Linked DNA regions of Homo sapiens: region 2 is linked to region 1. Evidence: chromatin contacts called from ENCODE Hi-C or POLR2A ChIA-PET data. All regions are on one chromosome and are shown on one strand. The core of a region is the stretch at or near the end of the contact, and the rest is flanking DNA. Distances in the headings are between cores, read along the strand shown. Region 1 overlaps LOC107984012 (a long non-coding RNA gene). Region 2 holds the start of EGR2 (early growth response 2).

Evidence for each region. Hi-C counts contacts between places; a loop is a spot of excess contacts on that map. ChIA-PET counts read pairs that join two places held with the same protein, here RNA polymerase II (POLR2A). Pooled maps may share reads with other maps.
Region 2: a loop to region 1 is called in a map of MCF 10A, with 5 times the contacts of the local background. The contact joins the promoter of EGR2 here to the enhancer-like site in region 1. A Hi-C loop is called at or near these places in 2 of 168 maps with a recorded cell type or tissue (MCF 10A and dorsolateral prefrontal cortex) and 1 of 50 pooled maps. POLR2A ChIA-PET finds 5 or more read pairs at or near these places in 3 of 52 experiments (GM12878, H1 and activated naive CD4-positive, alpha-beta T cell).

What each region holds. Positions count from the first base shown.
Region 1 is chr10:62,913,590-62,917,969 of GRCh38, reverse strand. LOC107984012 (a long non-coding RNA gene) reads left to right here. Exons shown (of 5, transcript XR_001747465.2): 3 at 913-1,009. Among named protein-coding and RNA genes, the nearest start is that of EGR2, 99 kb to the right of the region's middle. Within about 2 kb of position 1,774, at least 3 of the 41 ENCODE cell types and tissues checked have a DNase peak (open chromatin) inside an H3K27ac peak, as active enhancers do.
Region 2 is chr10:62,814,364-62,818,418 of GRCh38, reverse strand. EGR2 (early growth response 2) reads left to right here and starts at 2,053. Exons shown (of 2, transcript NM_000399.5): 1 at 2,053-2,558; 2 at 3,951-4,055. The coding sequence starts at 2,390. RefSeq lists silencers at 173-322, 1,233-1,312, 1,603-2,032, 3,053-3,142 and enhancers at 403-572, 210-1,207.

The DNA of each region.
Region 1 (4,380 bases), core at 525-3,024:
ATTTAAATATCTAGCCGTGTAGAAATTCAAATATCTCTTAATGAGGCAAACTTCTAAGCAGAGACTTCACGTCAATGTTAACTGCTTTCCAACTGCAAATGATGTGAAAGTTTCCCCGAACTAATGGCTGGCTGACTCAATGGAAGATGTCACCTTTAAGTTCCCTGAAAAGAAAAAGTCCTCCAAGCTCGTCCAAGGCCAAGTACAACTCACACCTTTACAGCATGAGGGGATATCAGCCTGTTCAATGTGGTTAAAGGGAAAACAGTGAAACCTGAGTTGACAAGAGGAGAGGAACATCCACAAAAGGGGAATGAGCACAGAGAGAAATCAGTCAGAACCTCAGAGGAAGGAACTGTGCTGGGTGTCACACTTTATAAAACGTTAACTAGCTCTTCCTCTGACATTATGAATCTGATATGATTTGCAGAGACAGTGGGGCCAAACGAACAGAAAATTCATTCCAGCCTAACATTCTTCTCTTCCATTTAGCAAGTGTCTTATTACTAAAGTTTATTTCTCTCAAAACTTGGTCTCTGTGTGGCCAGTTGGTTTTGTTCTGTCCCATGGGACCAACCAGGCTCTTAACCTGACCCTGCACTCTGGCACTCAGGGACCAAAAAGAAGGAATGATGTATGCTCCCAGTAAATAATAGTGTGTAGATTCCAGTAAAACAGTTCAGAGAAGGGTCTTGTGAAAATGGGGCTGGAGAGGAATTGTCTTGATGTGAGAAAGGTAGCATGCATAGGGTGGCTGTTGGATATCAGTGTTTTCCAGAAACAAATGGTGTAGTGGAACCATCAAAGGACAATGCTGAACTCAACTCTTTCTTGAAGTCATAGGAGGTGGGACATTTGTGTCTTGAAAGAAGATTACATTAAGCCTGTTGCCTATTCCTTCTCTCCTTCCAGAGCTATAAGTTGGTGCTGTTTGCCAGGGTTGGTGTCTACAGAGGGCCAGGGGAATTCCAAGCGAGGGACTCAAGGAGAGCTTCTTGGACTCCTCAAGGTAAGAGACGTGGTGAGATACTTGAGGATTTCTGGTTCCCATTCTAGTGCCTGCAGCATTAAAGAGCCAACAAGGACTTAAGACAGAAGCCCATGCCAGGAGTAAAGCATGTAAAATAGACTCAAAATTTGTCTGTGCCAAACCTCTTAGGAATGGAGTATCTGCTTAATGAAGGAGAACCCATCCATATACTTAGGAGTTGGAACACCAATATATGAGAGTTCTCAACCTATGGGAACTCTAAAAGTGCTCTTAAATTTGAATTCCCTCCCTTCCATTCTGGCCGAGACTTGGCCCCTAGGAAAATAGCAAAGTGCAAAGGTGTTGACTCTAGTCAGTTAATAGATCCACTAGTGTTTCTGCATTACTCACTGTTAGTCACCAAGCATTCACTAAGCATCCACTGTGAGCATGAACAGGACTACAGGCTGTTAGTTGTGTCATTTGCTGATGTGTCTGCCCTCTTCTACTGCTCCTACTTCCAACGTCTATGTAATATTTTGTATCTCCTGACAATGCAGCTGGGTTGGGTACTAACAAAGAAGGCCAGAATGAGCTCAAGGGTATTGCATTATTGCTGGAAGAGTGTTCCCATTAATAAAAGCTGGCATTGTGTAATGTCATTCACATATTACTGTACATGAGATGATGCAATGTGATGCTGGCCTTTGATTCACCCAGAGCTTAATGGGAGAATGAGACTGGTCATTCCAAATCCCTGAATTTTTACCACTGAGAATCATAAAATATTAGAGCTGGGAGGGACTTTAGAGAATAGCTCACCCAACCTCCTTTGTTTTACCAATGGGAAATCTGAGGCTTATGTTATTCTTTGTTGAATGTACCAACTGGAATCTGGCCAAAGTGCCTGTTTCTACTCACAAATGTAACGTTTGGAAACAGATTGGGTCCTGTGCCATCTGCTACCATCCTTGGTAGACTAGAAGACTAGGAATCCAGAATAGTTCCAAACCGTCTATGCACTTCATCTACATTATTAGCATCCCGGTTCCAGAAATTCTCTCCCTGAGGGTACTAGTATGTGGCACAAAGGCAGGGAAAATAAAAATAATTCTTGTTTTCTTATAATTTCATCTGATTCATCACTGCATCAAGGTGAGCTCGCTAATCTTAGATCTCAGATCTCCAGGGCATGGGCCCAGCCCTCTTTGATACAGAGCTATGAAGGCTGTCCAGCTTTGGTAGCAATCTCAATGGCATGTTTTTGTTGGACCATTTAAAAAATGACACAGTCCCCATTGGAGCTTGCACCTGTGTGTTTGTCTACCTTCTGCTGTATCTCCTTAATAGGGGAGGCAGGTAGTCTACCTGTTTAGAATGAGTTCAGGCTACGTAGTCTACACAGCATCAAGATATGGAATGTGTAGTTCACAATTCACTTTTGCCTGAATTATTTGTGTAATTGTGGAATGGGTTAGAAAGGGCATTTTAAAGAGTTATTCTTGGCTGTGGTAGGCTTTGTTCAATGGAAACATGTTTGGCTCTGTGTGAGCTGGCCTAACAGAGAAGTCATGGACAACATCCTCTTTCTTAGGAAAGCTTTCAACTGAAGAGTACTGCAAAAATCTTGGGGACACAGAGCCAAATGAAGCTGTTGACCCAGGGTTGGCCATCACAAGTGTTTTGTAGCCAAGGAAAAATTTGCCTGGGATCAAGATGCTTAGCAGGACTCCTGAGAGTGCCAGAAAGGAGACTGGAAATTAGTAGAAGTTGCTTCTGTTTTTGAGAAGGGCCCTTCTGTGTTTACATAATACAGAGTTTTTGAAATAGAAACCCCTGGCCAGAAAGTTAGAGGCCAAGAGAAGAAATAGAAATTAAATGAAATTCTTCCTTCGGCCTCCCCCTCATCTCTGTAAAAATAGACAGAGACTTCCTTTTCCACTTACAGATGGGGAGGGCACTGTTTTGCAGTTAGAGCTGAGTTGTGAGGTTGAGGCAAGCTGGGTTGGTGTTCGAAGAGAATTACCATCTCTTCGAATTGAAACCCATACCCTAAAGGGTCTTTGGATTGGGAAATAGTGCAACCTCCCCATGCATAAGAGTAGGAGGCACTCCATTTAACTCTAGAACACCATTTTTTGGCAAGCCTAGCATCTAGGCTTAACTTAGCTACACCCTTCTCCTACTTTATTAGAAGCTGGGCATTGAAACTTATCCCTGCCACCTACTAGAGAGAGAGCAAAGAGTATCAGAATGGTCTTTTGAAGGATCTGGTATATTCAAGAGACAAACGCACAGTTTTGTTTTCATTCATTCACTTGCTTAATAAACATTTATTCAACTTCTGCCTCTCCTAATCTGTGTGATTTGCCATGTTTGTGGAGAATGGAATATGAAATTACTGAGTCTTGGCCATCCACGATCTTTCACACTAGGCAGGGAGATAAGACAGACCCACAAATAATGATAATAAGCAGTGAAATGTAACAAGCTCCTCAAGAAAGACGGAATGAAAGGTTATAGAAATTCAGATTAGAGGAGGACCTAGCTGAGCTGAGGAGGGAAGGCTTCATGGTGGAAGTGACAGTAGGAATGATGAAGAGTAGAATTCCAGGTGGTGAACTGCACATGCAAAGGCATTAAGGCCACAAAGCATGGAGGTATGTTTGGAAAATAATGAGGCCTCTAGTTGGAGGTAATGTAGAGGATGAGTTGAGGGTAATAGGCACTAAGACTGAATGGAAACTTTCAAATGCCAGAAGAACCTGGAATGTAAGGTAGGAGAACAATGAAGAATCACTGAAGATTTCACAGAATGAAAACAAACTATGCTGTAGAAAAATTTATCTAGTAGACGGGTTTAGAAGGTGAGATAAGAAAGGGGAGGTAATTCAAGAAGTAATTAAAACAGTCTGGGCTATAGACAATGGAAGTCATGAAGAGGAGTGGGAGAGTAAGAGGAAGAGGAAGAGGCAGTAGAAACACAATGAGAAGGCAGAGAGGAGACACCATGGCACTAATGTGGCAGCTGATCAGATATGGGGTAGGTAAGGTAGAACACCTGTCAAAGATGACTGAGGATTTTTAGCTTGGTTGTAATTCCCCACTGGGTAATGATCTCGACTGTTTCTGTTTAGGGAGAAGGGTTTAAGAGAAAACTGATTGCTAGGATGAATTTGTCCAGGGCTTATACCTGGGAGCTATAATGATCTCCAAAGCAGTAGCCTCAGAAAATATATTGAGGGCTACACTGTGATGGAACTTTTTTGAGGGTGACAAATACAGAGAATGTGCAAGGCAGAAAATACCTGCTTTCAGTGAGCTTACAGTTGGAGAGGCAAGAATAGCACGAACAAATAACGCCACACTCTATAAGAAAGAATATAATGAATGGATTAATTATGTATTCA
Region 2 (4,055 bases), core at 804-3,303, 100 kb after region 1:
TCCATGTCCTTTTCATCCCCAATTGGAAAAAAGCGCACAGCGCGAGCGAGAAACTTTCCCAAATGTGCTCTGGGTGACTTAAGTCAGAGAGATGGCCGGCCGCTGGATACCGGCTGTTTTGGAGGGAGGGGGAGAAGCAGCGCTTCAGTGGAAGAGCAGAGGGAGAGACCGCTCCCGGCAGCCTCAGGGCCCTGACCGCGGTGCGCTGGGCCCGGCGAGAGCTGGCGCACGGCTGCAGCGGTCGAGGCAGGTGAGCGGCTGAAGACCCGCCTGCAGCGCCGCGCTTCCTCCACGGCGTGGCGCCGTGGCTCCCGCCCGCCCCGGCCCACACTAAGCTAGGGCCGCTCCGGGCCCGGGGTGAAAAAGGGACAGGACAGGCCTGCGAGGCTGACCCTGCGCGTTATCCCTGGCCTCCGCGGCTTTGGAGCGGGAAAGGGCTCTGGGGCAGTTCGCAACCTGCACAAACGACCATGAATGAGTCATGCAGGCGGCGGTGCGCTGGACTTGGGCACCCGGGACCAGCCTCCTGTGGGGCCCCGGACAGGCCCGGCTATCCATTGCGGGCTGGGGCGCACTGGGAGGTAGAAGCTTTGCGCCCAGCAAGCCAGAACCTGCTGCTATTTGGACTTTGGAAAAGTTTTTAAAAATTGCTTTGGGAACGAAACAGAAGGGTTTCTACCGGGGTCTCGCAAAGTAAAACGAGTGGGTTGGGGGATGGGGATGGCGTCTTGAAAGTGATTAGAGATGCTTTCGGCCGTCACTGAGGACCGCGCTGGGCTCACCGAGGTGTTTTTTGGGGAGGGAGAGAAAATATTTATTCTAGTACGTGTATTCTGGCTCGGGTGCGGGCAGGGCGCGGTCCTGGATCCTGGGCTATGGGGGTCAGGGGGATTCTGTGGCTGCAGGGACCGGTAGTGAAGGTTAGGCCAGTGTCTTCATAGAACCTCCTGTCCAGCGAGCCCGGAGCCCGCTCTGCCGCCGGGACACTGCTGGCAACGACGGCGCGCGGACGCAGTCAACAGGGAGGTGTGTAGTGTAAGGTGTGTGAGCGGGTGTGTGAAGAGGGCAGCGGGGGCGGGAGTGTGTAGCGGAAGTGGAGCGAGTGTGAGTGTGTGTGTATGTGTGTCTGGAGGGGCAGGGTGAGTGTCCAAGCTTCCATCTGGACGCCCCCACGCAGCCGACCGCCCAGACGCGCCGGGAAGGGCGCCCGCTCCGCGCAGCAGCTGAAGGGGGGCGGGGAGCGCGCGGGCAGAGGAAGGAGGGTGTCTCCGGCTGAGGATTTCTCTCGAAGCTCCCCACAGTAATTCTGCTCCTCCTAGGGTTTACCCTCCCAGTCCCAAGGTGCCCAAAATACTTAAACAAACAAACAACCCAAACCTGTTCCGTTTTCGCTCCTGTATAAATAGAACAGACTTTCCAAAAAAGCAATACGCATTCACTCTTATCACCAGCCACTTCTTTCCACCAAGTAATTCAGAAAAAAGCAGTCAGCTTCCGTGAATGCATGTAGCTTTTTTTTTCTTCGCTGCCTCCTTTTGCTTGCGGTTTTGAGCTGCCAAGAAAGTGAGTAGGGGTTTGACTGTAGTGTCTCGGCTCCGCTCGGTTTCTTTCCGAAGTTTAATTTTCCGGAATGGCTCCCAAACAAGGGCTAGGGAGGCGGAGCCGCCGGCACCGGATCTTCGCCTTTTTTGGAAAGTCCCAGAGAACCGGAATTCCTCCCCGCCCCGGGAGGCTGAGCCGCAGCCTGGAGCAGCTCGCTCTCCTGCTGTGGCTGTGACTGGGTCCATGGCGCGCCCTCTCCCCCGCGATCCCTGCGCCCCGGACCCAGGCTGCAGCTAGGGCCGCGCGCCCGGGACCCCAGCGATCCCCGCCGCCTGCGAGCTGGAAGTCGCGAGCCCGGCGGAGTCCGCGCGGCCGAGCCCGTGTATGCAAATCAGCCATGTGACGGCAAAAGCCGCCTGGCCCAGCCCTGTTCCTCAGTCCATATATGGGCAGCGACGTCACGGGTATTGAAGACCTGCCCATAAATACTTAGAGCAACACTTTCCGTCTAACTGAGCGAGGAGCAATTGATTAATAGCTCGGCGAGGGGACTCACTGACTGTTATAATAACACTACACCAGCAACTCCTGGCTTCCCAGCAGCCGGAACACAGACAGGAGAGAGTCAGTGGCAAATAGACATTTTTCTTATTTCTTAAAAAACAGCAACTTGTTTGCTACTTTTATTTCTGTTGATTTTTTTTTCTTGGTGTGTGTGGTGGTTGTTTTTAAGTGTGGAGGGCAAAAGGAGATACCATCCCAGGCTCAGTCCAACCCCTCTCCAAAACGGCTTTTCTGACACTCCAGGTAGCGAGGGAGTTGGGTCTCCAGGTTGTGCGAGGAGCAAATGATGACCGCCAAGGCCGTAGACAAAATCCCAGTAACTCTCAGTGGTTTTGTGCACCAGCTGTCTGACAACATCTACCCGGTGGAGGACCTCGCCGCCACGTCGGTGACCATCTTTCCCAATGCCGAACTGGGAGGCCCCTTTGACCAGATGAACGGAGTGGCCGGAGGTAAGCCGCGTGTCTTCGCAGGCCCGGACCTGCGCGGCCCGGAGGTGGTGGATGGGGTGCAGTGGGTGTGCGGGAATCGCAGGAGAGGATTGGGGCTCCAGGTGGACGGTGCTGACTGCACTGGCTTTGAAGACTGGAAGTGGGTGCAGGAGGAACCTGCGACAGCTGAGACCAGGGCGCGCGGGCAGATGCGCCAGGTCGCCAGCAAACCGGCGTGCGTGCGCCCCGGCGCGCCCAGCCCCGGGCGAGCGCAGGGATGGGGGTGGAAGAGGCGTCCCCCCGGGTTTCGAGGCTTGCGTAGGCCCTCTGGCCGGCAGCACTTCGACCTCCCCTCTCCCGGGGCAGGGGCAAAGTGACGGTAAAGTTCGGGGCTCTCGGGGAGAGCTGCGCGCCTGGAGAGCCGAGCGGCGGAGAAGCGCCAGGGGAAAGCGTCGGTAGCTCCCTCCTGGGCAGAGCCGACCCCGGGAAAATCTCGGAGCGCTCCCTTCTTGCGGCCTGGAGGCGCGCCCCCACCTGCCCGCCGCCCGCGAAGTTGAGGGGGTTAGTAAGGCGGGGGCTCCGGCCGGCGGAGGCAGCGAGTGGGTGGTGGAGGAGGGCGCGCAACGGCGGGAAGCAGCCCCCGGACTGCCGAGGGAGGCCCGCGGGGGCACCGGCGACGCCGGTTTCCTTGGCGATGCTGTGGAAAGTCGTCTCTCGCGGCCCCCGCGCCTTCCTCGAGGCCGGGCCACTGGCCTTGGGCTGAGGCGGGGACGCGCGGCTGTCGGGAAAGGCGGAGAAGATTGGGAGGGCACGGAAACCTACGGACTCCTTCCTCTACATCCCCCATTCGCTCCAGCAGCCCTCGGCTGAAGCGCAGCGGGAGAGGGAGGGAGAAAAAGGCACAAGGCGCCGGGGATGGGGAGCAGCCGGGAAATCACCCACCCCCTTCTCGGGCTCTCCTCTCGGTTTGGCACCATCACGGCACTGACTGGGATAGGTCGATTCTTGGGTGGTGTTTGTCTTGGTGCCTCAGCCGTGGAACCCCCAGGCAAAAAAGAGGGAGAAAAGCTCCGGGCGGATGAGGCTTTTTAAAATATTGTTGTTGCTATTATTGGGTGTTTTTTATTGGGGACTAGAGCCACAGATGGCTGGGGGTGGAGGGGAGTTGGGAAAAGCTCATTCTGCTTTTTTGGAGGTAGTTCTTGAGTTCCATACTGTCAATGGGTTGCCACAGTTGGGCTGGCCTCTTCTTACAGTCTGTGGGCCTCAATTTCCCCACCTTTTGGACTTTGCCACAGCTCTACAGTGCTGAGACTCTCGGCCTTGGAAATGGACCTATGTGAGCGGGGGTGAGAAGGGAGTCCTGGCTGTATTTTCATTGTTCCACCTCCATTCTGCCTTTCCCCTCCCCAGATGGCATGATCAACATTGACATGACTGGAGAGAAGAGGTCGTTGGATCTCCCATATCCCAGCAGCTTTGCTCCCGTCTCTGCACCTAGAAACCAGACCTTCACTT